2 separate regions of the Homo sapiens genome follow, and region 1 is linked to region 2. Evidence: chromatin loops called from intact Hi-C (ENCODE). Cell type or tissue: lower leg skin. All regions are shown on one strand. Links, peaks and the distances in the headings refer to the core of each region. The heading gives the core; the rest is flanking DNA. Region 1 holds the start of LOC124903489 (a long non-coding RNA gene). Region 2 overlaps GALK2 (galactokinase 2).

Region 1 (5,392 bases), core at 248-5,247, 56 kb after region 2:
TATTAATGCCAAGTGTTGAGTATCTAATTTCTGTTCAAATGTTTGCCTATCCCTTACTGTTTACGACAGTAATAAATTTTTATGCATCTATTTTAAATAACACTGAAGAAAATTAAAATATATTTCAAGAAATGGAGCAATGACATGGAAAATAGAAAGTTGTTTGGTTTTGCAATGTGTTACATAATTGGTTGCATTATAAATTTTCTCCATTTTGTTTATGATAAGCTAATATAAAAGGTATCAAATTCCTTGAGCTAACACTAGGTGGGAAGGAAGTAGTAGGTGATTAGGAATGTAACAGGATGTCTGCCTGAAATGGTCAGTTCCACCAATTAATAATTGAGAACTGATTATATGTGCAGGATGTGTCATAAGATGCTGTAAGGCTTAAATACTCAAGGGTTTTTTTATTTATCTGGAAGTGCACATTCCTTATTGGTAATAAAAAATACGTAATCTACTTCTTAAGTATTTACTGTGTTAACATTAGTTACAATGCTCAAGATCAGCACAGTAACTTTATGTTTGATCTAGTACTTCAAAAATGTATACTTCTGTAAAATAGCTGTTGAATGTTTTAAGAATGCTTCTCTAAAGTACTGAAAATCTTGTTCATTTGGTTTGAAAGGATTTTAGTATTTTCCATGTTTAAGATTACCTTTTTATTATGCTTTGAAGCATTCATGGAGGAGCTGTTCTCTCCTGAGCTGTTTAATTATCTGACCTGGAACAATTCATGTTTCAAACAAATGTCTCAGGAATTATTCCTTCAGTATAAAATTAAACACTTTAAAGCAGGAAATTAAGCCAAGGAAAGACGTGGGGTAAGAAATGTTCTCTCCCAAGCTTTGTAAGCCTTGTTATGGTGCTTTAAAATGAACTATTTAAGGACTGCAACATCTAAGAAACCACTTGTGAATTTATTATATATCTAAAAATAATGTTCTCAGATGTAACATTCACCTGGTGGAATGGACCACCCTAATCTCAAAGTACAGTGATAACACAATCAGACAGCTCTTGAAAGTCAAAAGAACTTTCAGACTAATAGCCGTATAACCAAGGTTCCAATGTAAGTGTCTAAAACTAATGTCACTGCAAATTGTCATTGCAAATCCTTTGGCCTTCCAAGTTGTGGGAGTAGAAGAGGAGTGAAACAGATTAGCTACTTCTATTTCAGCTGCATTTCACACAGCAGTGGTAGGTGGTATTATGTTGATAGCATTAGCCCAGCAAGAAACTACATAAGCAATATACATCTGACATTTGAGTTATTTTATTTGTGGTACTTAATGGTTTTATATTCCCAACTCTCAATTTTTAGAGTAATGAATGGAATTTTTTTCTTTCTTTCCAGAAACCTATTTTAAGCCTCGGATTATGAACCACTGTAGGTTAGTGGTCTTCAACTGAAGAAGAGTTACCTAACTCAAAAAATAAGTTTTGTGGCCAGGCAAGGTGGCTCACTTCTGTAATCCCAGCACTTTGGGAGACCAAGGTGGGCAGATCACTTGAGCCCAGGAGTTTGAAACCAGCCTGGGCAACATGGTGAAACCCCATCTCTACAAAAAAATATAAAAATTAGCCAGCATGATGGTACGAGTCATAGTCCCAGCTTCTCCAGAGCTGTTGTGGGAGGATCACCTGAGCCCACGGAGGTTGAGGCTGTAGTGAGCCATGATCATGCCACTATAGTCCAGCCTGGGTGACAGACGTTGTCTCAAGTTTTGGGACTAAATATAGATGATAAACTAATGTACTAATTGGGTAAGGTAAGGTTGGTTGTTAAAACTTAAGTCACTGTCATTATTACCGTCTTTACCACCAACAGGTAAAGAAAGGAATTCAAACATGCTAGAATACTAAAAGGGTTATATCCTTTCTCTAACCGCTTAATCTATTGAGACAGGTATTTATTGTGCCTACCATGTGCTAGGGACCATTCTAAAGTTGAAGAATACCATATGGAATAAATTATCCTTGTGCTCAAAGAGCTTAGCTGTATGGGGAGAGGCAGATACACAAGTTGATTTTAGAGAAAAATCCTATCAATAAAAGTTTATTTCACACTTAAATGAGGAAAGAAGCTGGACATGCAGATCTAGAGGAAGAGCAGTTCAGGCAGAGGTTAAGTGCATATTCGTAGAGATGGGTATCTCAGATTCAAACGAGGCAGGGTATGATGTTAAGACTTTAGAAGTGGGCGGGGACCAGATTATGTGTAGTCTTAGAGGTAATTAGCTGAGATTTTACTCTGAATACACTGGGAAGACTGGAAATTTAAAAGATGATACTGGCTATTATGTGGAAAAATTACTGTATGGGGCAAGAGTGTGGGCCGAGAGACAGTAGGAGTCCATTGCAGAAGTCTGGGTGAAATGATGGAGATTTTTGGACTAGGACAGGAGAAGTGGGTAAGATCAGGATAAGGCTGACAAGGATTTGCTTATGAGTTGAAATTGGGGGTTATGAAGGAGAGAAACATCAAGGATGGCTCTTGGATTTGTTACTGAGTAACTGGTAGACAGTGGTATGATTAAATGAAATGAGAAGACTAAGAAAGTATTTTTTGGTAAAAGACAGTGGACAAGGAGCTTGGAAATAAATGAGAGCGGTGTCACAGAAACAGGCATTTCAAACAGTAAGTATTAACTGAATGCTGCTGAGAGGTTAAATAAGGGCAGAGAAGGGCCCTAGGATTTAGCAAGATGCAAGTCTTTGGTAATGTTAATAAGCATTTTCAGTGGAATGATGAAGATGTTCCAGCTCTTCTATTTAACTATGAGTAATTTCATTTAAATAGTCATCCTTAATTTCTCACTATAAATTAAAGGTTTTTTGTTTGTTTTGTTTTGTTTTTTGAGACGAGTTTTGCTATTGTTGCCCAGTCTGGAGTGCAGCAGCGTGATCTTGGCTCACTGCAACCTTTGCCTCCCAGATTCAAACGATTCTCCTGCCTCAGCCTCCCGAGTAGCCGAGACTACAGCTGTGCACCACCACGCCCACCTAATTTTTGTGTTTTTAGTAGAGATGTGGTTTCTCCACGTTGGCCAGGTTCTGCATATATGTATATAAATATATATGCATATATTTATAAGCATTTATATATTTATAAGCATTTATATATAAGCACTGTATATTTATAAGGTTCTGGCCAACATGGAGAAACCCCATCTCTACTAAAAATACAAAAATTAGCTGGGCGTGGTGGTGCACAGCTGTAGTCTCGGCTACTCAGGAGGCTGAGGCAGGAGAATCGTTTGAATGCAGGAGGCAGAGGTTGCAGTGAGCCAAGATCGCGCTGCTGCACTCCAGACTGGGCAACAATCGCAAAACTCGTCTCAAAAAACAAAACAAAACAAAACAAACAAACTTTATAGTGAGAAATTAAGGATGACTATTTAAATGAAATTACTCTCCTGACCTCGTGATCTGCCTGCCTCTGCCTCCCAAAGTGCTGGGACTATAGGCATGAGCCGCTGTGCCCGACCTAAAGGTTTTTTTTTAAAGTCCTTTTTTTGGGTGGTTGTGGTGGTAGTAAGAACACTAAACATGAGATTTTTAAGTGTACAATAGAGTATTGTTAAGTACAGGCACAATGTTACGCAGCAGACCTCTAGAACTTTTTCATCTTGCGTAACTGACTTTATACTAATTAATTCGCATCTCCCCATTTCCCCACCCCCCAGCCCCTGGTAACCATTTTATTCTTTGCTTCAGTGAGTTTGACTATCTTAGATACCTCACATAAATGATCATGCAGTATTTGTCCTTACCTGAAAGTTGGTTCTTTTTTCCATCTTCTGAATGTTAAGTAGAATAACTTAGGAAATTTTGAAATAAAGCCAACTATAACTCCAGACATTAATAACAAACAGCTTTCTATAAAATGTCTCTTCCTATAAAGTATTTTAAAACCAGTTTGTTTCCTTTCCAACACTGTGTGTGTGTGTGTGTGTGTGTGTGTGTGTGTGTGTGTGTGTATTTATATATATTTTATTATTATTATTATTTTTCAGATGGAGTCTCGCTCTTGTTGCCTAGGCTGAAGTGCAGTGGCACGATCTCGGCTCACTGCAGCCTCCGCCTCCCGGGTTCAAGCGATTCTCCTGCCTCAGCCTCCCAAGTGGCTGGAATTACAGGTGTGTGCCACCACGCCCAGCTAATTTTTTAATTTTTAGTAGAGACGGGGTTTTACCGTGTTGGCCAGGCTTGTCTTGAACTCCTAGCCTCAGGTTATCTGCCTGGCTCAGCCTCCCAAAGTGCTGGGATTACAGGAGTGAGCCACTGTGCCTGGCCCAACACTGTATATTTATAAGCATTTAACTTTAAAGTTTTTCTTTGATGCCTATTAACTATAAAATTGTTGAAATCCATTGCTTTACCTAACATTTGTATGTCCCCACAAAAGCTGTCAATTTTTCCTTGTTGATGAAGAATGAATTTTTTATATGTAAACAAAGCCCTTTTGGTTTATCAATTTTTGTGATATCTCAGAATATCATTATAGCTAGATGTTAATATAAAAATCATGAATTATAGAAAAGTTTGGGTTTGTCTAGAAGAAACAAACCAGTTCAAATATAAACAACATTGAAAGATTGTATTTTGAGTAATCTCAAATTCACAGTGGAATAACAATACATCTAAAATTACCATGTTTTATTAGGTTGGTGCAAAAGTAATTGCAGGTTTTGCTATTGAAGGTAATGGAAAAAACTGCAGTTACTTTTGTGCCAACCTAATATCTGAAAGTATACTTGGCTTTACATATTTGAATGCTTATGAAGCAAGAATAATTAAATTTGCAGGCAATCATATCTCAGAAGTAATGGCTATTTCTCCTCAATAGAAAATCAGGAAACAGTTGAGTGAGATTGTGCTTCTGTGGAAAAAACAATGAATTCTAGCAATAGGTTGCTATCTTTTTTTTTTTTTTTTTGAAAGAGTCTTACTCCGTCACCCAGGCTGGAGTGCAGTGACACAATCTTGGCTCACTGCAACCTCCGCCTCCTGGATTCAAGCAAGTCTCCTGTCTCAGCCTCCCAAGTAGCTAGGATTATAGGCATCTGCCATCACACCCAGCTAATTTTTGTATTTTTAGTAGAGATGGGGTTTCACCATGTTGGTCAGGCTGCTCTCGAACTCCTGACCTCAGGTGATCCACCCGCCTCGGCCTCCCAAAGTGCTGGGATTACAGTCGTGAGCCACGGTGCCCAAGGTTGCTATCTTAATAGATGCCACTTTCAGCTTCCCAGGAAAGAGGAGTGTGGTAGAGTAGAAAGACCTAGGAAACAGGCGACCTGCATTATATGGTTGACTAAGAATTGAGATCTTGCCACTTAATCTCTCTGGGCTTCATTTTTTTTTCTTGAGCGATTCTTTTTAA
Region 2 (5,392 bases), core at 261-5,260:
AGAAAATGTTAATTTTTAATACTAATTTAAGAACAATTGGTTATAACATGAATTTTTATGTTAATTTGTATGAGTTGCTCCATGCCTCAATTTTCCTCATCTACAAACTGAGGCTAATACTAGAACTCACTGCAAAGGTTTGTTTGAGGGTTTTATAAGTATAAAATAATTATTAGTTATTACTATTATTACTGTTATATTTGAGAATTTAATATATGTTAGAGATGGAATTTCAAAGATTGGTAATTACCATTGGGAAAGGAGGGTGAATTTGAATCTCTGTTTTGTTCCTTTCATCACAATAAATTTCTCCAAGATCAAAAATTAAACATAAAAACAAAATTAAAATTATATTAGAGATCTTAGAAAACGAGGTTATGATGGTGAAAATAAAAATAGTAGATAGGTTGAATAGAAGAATGAAAAGAGTTAAAGAGCAAATTAATGAGCAAGAAGCTGAAGGAAAGTGGAAATTAAGGCCACAGCTATAGCTATTTTGAAAATAATAATGAGAGGTCTACATATCAAAACCCATGAGGCACAACCGTAATAGCACTCAGAAAATTTTCTAGCCTTCTATTCATATAAGAAAATAAATAATGGGGGAGAAAGGCTCTTTCCTTTCCGTCTGGCAACAGCCATCAGGTAAGCCAAGATAACTGCATACAAGTACATTCAGGAGCTGTGGAGGAAGCAGCAGTCTGATACCATGCACTTTCTTCGGAGAGTCCCTGCTAGCAGTACTGACAGCTCTCTGCTCTACCACAGGGCTCCACATCCCACCCAGCCCAAAAAAGTGCACCGACAGGGCTACAAGGCCAAGCAAGTTTACGTTATATATAGGATTCGTGTGCACCATGGTGGCCGAAAATGCCCAGTTCCTAAGGGTGCAGCTTATGGCAAGCCTGTCCACTGTGGTGTTAACCAGCTAAAGTATGCTTGAAGTCCATTGAAGACGAGAAAGCTGGACGCCACTGTGGGGTTCTAAGAGTCCTGAATTCACATATATATATATATGTACATATATATACATGTATACATGATATACATGTACATCATGTATATATGTACATACATATATGTGCATACATATATGTACATGTATATATGATATACATGTACATATATTTTTATTTATACATATAGACATATTTATACATTTTATTTCTATATATATATATATATATATATATATATATAGTATTTCTTTTTTTTTTTTTTTTTTTTTGAAACAGAGTCTTGCTCTGTCACCCAGGCTGGAGTGCAGTGGCACAATCTCACTCACTGCAACCTCTGCCTCCTGGGTTCAACTAATTCTCATGCCTCAGCCTCCCAAGTAGCTGGGATTATAGGTGTGCGCCACCACACCCAGCTAATTTTTGTAATTTTGTAATTTTTGTTTAGTAGAAACGCGGTTTCACCATGTTGGCCAGGCTGGTCTCGAACTCCTGGCCTCAAGTGATCCACCCAACTTGGCCTCCCAAAGTGCTGGGATTACAGGTGTGAGCCACCATGCCCGGCTAAGAGTCCTGAGTTCTCACTTCGGTGAAGATTCAACATACAAAATGTTTGAAGTTATCCTCATTCATCCACTCCATAATGCTGTCAGAAAAAATCCTGCCACCCAGTGGATCACCAAACCAGTCCACAAGCAAAGGGTGATGCATGGGCTGACATCTGCAGGCCGAAAGATCCGTGGCCTTGGTAGGGTCATAAGTTCCACCACACTCCTGGTGATTCTCACTGTGCATCTTGGAAAAGGCACAATACTCTCCAACTCCACCGTTACCACTAATGTAAGTAATGTTTGTAAAGTTGATACCTAAAAAACAATTTAGGACAGTCATGTCTGCTTACAAGTATTATTTGTCTGTTAAAACTAGTCTGTAGATTATTTCATGAATTCTTTGTCAAATTATGACAGTTAAAGTGCAATAATGTTTGAAAACTATAAGTGATGATGTCTCTTGTTTCTAGTAAGATAAACTTTTTTGTCTTTGCTTTATCTGATTAGGGAGTTATCTGGCAGTGTTTAAAACATACTGTGTGATACAATAGGTTTAACATAAATTATTTAAAAGAAAAAAAGAAAATAAATAATGAAAATAAATAAAGTATGCATATAACATAGGAACCTAGCAAAAAGTAGTTAAATAAATTAGAAGAAGCAAATTAACAGATAAAAGCAAAATTTATTGAACCAGGGGAAAATAGCAGATTGGATAAAAAAATTACAAGGTGGTTCTTCAATTTAAAAAAATATATAGAAAAAGAACTTTGAGTGTCATTAAACATAATCAATACTAGAAATAATAGACAAACATAAATTTTAAAAAGATTTAAAAATTTTTAAATGGCTGATTTTTCTAGAAAAAATACAAATTTCTAAAATTGACACAAGAGTTTAAAAATAAAGAAATAGAAAAGTTGTCAGAAACAAAGCCCAAAAAGTGTTACAACAAGTTGGTTGGACCTTCAAGGAAAAAGTGGTATTTTCTTTTTATAAATGGTTCTAAATAATAGAAGCTGTGGAAAGTTTCCCATCTCATTTTAGGAGGCTGGTCTAACCCAGATGCTTACATTTGACAAGAATGGCCCTCAAAAGCAAACTATAGGCTAATCTCACTTGTGGAAATAGATAGAAAAACCCTAAATAAAATGTCGGTAAATTTAATGCAGTAATTACCTAAAATAACCTATGTGACCAAGCAGAGTTCATTCCAGGAATATGAAGGTAATCAGCACCAGAAATCTGTTGATTAAATGAACTATGCTAACAGAATAAAAAGAAGAAAATTCTATGACTTCATGATCCTCTCAAAAAATCCAAATAAGAAACAAATGTATTTTCATAGCCATTCCTTATTTTTAAAAATAAAATATAAAATTTTTTAAATCTCTGTCATGCGTTGATCTAAAGACAAAAAAAGTGAGGCAAACTTAATACAGAGTTTATTTGGGCCAAGTTTGAAGATTGCAACCCAGGAACATAGATTCAAGTTAACATGAATATACCCTCTGATTAGCAGTAGTTACTAGTGGTTTTTAAAGGAAAAAAATGGGGTGGTTCCTAACTTGTTTACCAAGAATTTACATTAAAATAGCATAACCTATTGATTGGCTGTACTTTGTATCACAGATTACAGGAACATCAAGATAACAGGGGAAGCAGGAACAGGGGAAGTCAGGAACAAAAGGTCTTTAAATGATTGCCCCCTGGCACATGGGTGCAAGGAGGGCGAGGGATGTGACTAAAGTGCCATATTCATGTCTCTCTGGGCCTGATAAATCTTTGCATATCTCACATTGTAGCAGGACAAGCCACAGACAAAACCCCTCAGACACCAAGTTAAAGAAGGAAGGGGTTTATTCAGCCGGGAGCATCAGCAAGACTCCTGTCTCAAGAGCCGAGCTCCCCGAGTGAGCAATTCCTGTCCCTTTTAAGGGATCACAACTCTAAGGGGGTCCACATGAGAGGGTCATGATCGATTGAGCAAGCAGGGGGTACTTGACTGGGGGATGCATACACTGGTAATTAGAAGGGAACAGAACAGGACAGGGATCTTCACAGTGCTTTTTTATGCAAGTAACTGATAAGGTCAGGGGTTGATCTTTAACTACCAGGCCCAGGGTGTGGCACTGGGCTGTCTGCTTGTGGATTTCATTTCTGCCTTTTAGTTTTTACTTCTTTTTTTGGAGGCAGAAATTGGGCATAAGACAATATGAGAGGTGGTCGCCTCCCTTAACATACCTCAGATGGCTCAGAGCTATTTTTCTTTTCTCACCTACTAGAAAAGGGCATGTCCTTAATTTAATAAAGGATGTTTACCAGAAACAGCAAACATCATATTTGATGGCAAAATATTAGAAGCATTCCCATTTGTGATCTGAGAAACTTAAGTAGATGTCCCTTTATCAGGTAAGGGGGACTCTAAAGTTAAGGTAACAAAAGTTACAGGTCGAGGTGTAACAACTTCCTAAATTCTCATGGCTACAAGTAAAACCACTCTCTTGCTAAACCCCCTAGCAATAGCAGCTATTGGACACCTCCTAACTCTGACTTATGATCCAGGCCACTACAACTCTGATTGGACAGAGGACCAGCCTTACAAACATTCTTTTCTGATAAACAACTGCAGACCTTAAGCTAGTTTCAGCCAGCCTATAAAGGCTGTGCACTAACTGTCTTTGTGTCCTATAGCTCACCTTGTTATGTGAGCCAAATTCCACCTCATTTTAATGCTAAAACCTGCCACGAAGGGAACATGGGATGTATGTTACATATATGTTTACCCACTGCGCATGTGCTTGGCTCCCCTCATAAATATGTATAGCTTTTCCCCAAAACCTACTGAATATGTATGACTCTATTGTATAAGACAGACTCTGTGGGGCCTAAAACCCAAACTTCCTCTTCCCTACTCGAAGTTAGAACACCTTCAGTCCACACTGCAGACTCTCTCTTCTGGTCTACAAACTGATAGTGCCAATAAAGCTCTTCTTTCTACTATCTCACCATTCTGGTGGTCATTTGGATGACATATTAAAATAAGGGTGAAGACAAAGATGCTATCATCATTATTATTCAACATACTACAATGCATAAATTATAAAATGTCTACATAAGATGTCATAAAGTTAAACTAGAAACTATATTTATAATATATATAGAATAAATGGTTTCTATTAAAAATACATACAAATACAAAAATACACACATATAAAAAGAGTTTCTAAAAATAACAAGAAATAGGCCAAGTGCTGTGGCTCATGCCTGTAATCCCAGCACTTTGGGAGACCAAGGCAGGCAGATCACGAGGTCAGGAGTTCGAAACCAGCCCGGCCAACATAGTGAAACCCTGTCTCTACTAAAAATACAAAAATTAGCCTGGCGTGGTGGTGAGCACCTGTAGTCCCAGCTACTTGGGAGGCTGAGGCAGGAAAACTGCTTGAACCCGGCAAGTGGTGGTTGTGGTGAGCCGAGTTCATGACACTGCACTCCAGCCTGGGCAACAGAGTGAGACTGTCTCTTAAAAACAAAACAAACAAACAAAAAAGCAAGAAATAGGCAATCCAATAACATCTTTTTTGCAGGGCCATTTGACAGGAGCTATCAACATTTTAAATGTTTATTACCTTTGGCTCTGCTTCCATTTTCATAAATGAGCTTTAAAAAATTCACAAGAATGCTCAGAGAATATATATACATATATGTACATATGTATATGTACACAAGGATGTTTGTTGCAGCATTGTTTACAAGAGAGAAAAATTAGAAATCTAAGTGTACTAAATGTTGAGTGGTTAAATAATGGTATTCATACTACAAAATACTCTCAGCCCTTAAAAACAGTGAAATAGTCCGGGGCACAGCGGCTCAGCCTGTAATCCC

What was found. Hi-C counts contacts between places; a loop is a spot of excess contacts. Peaks named below come from ENCODE experiments on the same cell type or tissue, not always from the same donor. Only the 100,000 strongest peaks of a DNase experiment are listed, where the experiment ranks them.
Region 1: it touches region 2 in a loop (19-fold over the local background); 3 of 110 quality-filtered maps call a loop at or near these places.

What each region holds. Positions count from the first base shown.
Region 1 is chr15:49,117,798-49,123,189 of GRCh38, reverse strand. It overlaps COPS2 (COP9 signalosome subunit 2), which reads left to right. Exons shown (of 13, transcript NM_004236.4): 13 at 1-463. LOC124903489 (a long non-coding RNA gene) reads left to right here and starts at 3,327. Exons shown (of 2, transcript XR_007064629.1): 1 at 3,327-4,145. In lower leg skin, for the core only: no CTCF peak of the experiment used is centred there; no DNase peak of the experiment used is centred there.
Region 2 is chr15:49,174,004-49,179,395 of GRCh38, reverse strand. All of the region lies in intron 1 of GALK2 (galactokinase 2), which reads right to left. It also overlaps the pseudogene RPL15P19. Among named protein-coding and RNA genes, the nearest start is that of GALK2, 6.5 kb to the right of the region's middle. In lower leg skin, for the core only: no CTCF peak of the experiment used is centred there; no DNase peak of the experiment used is centred there.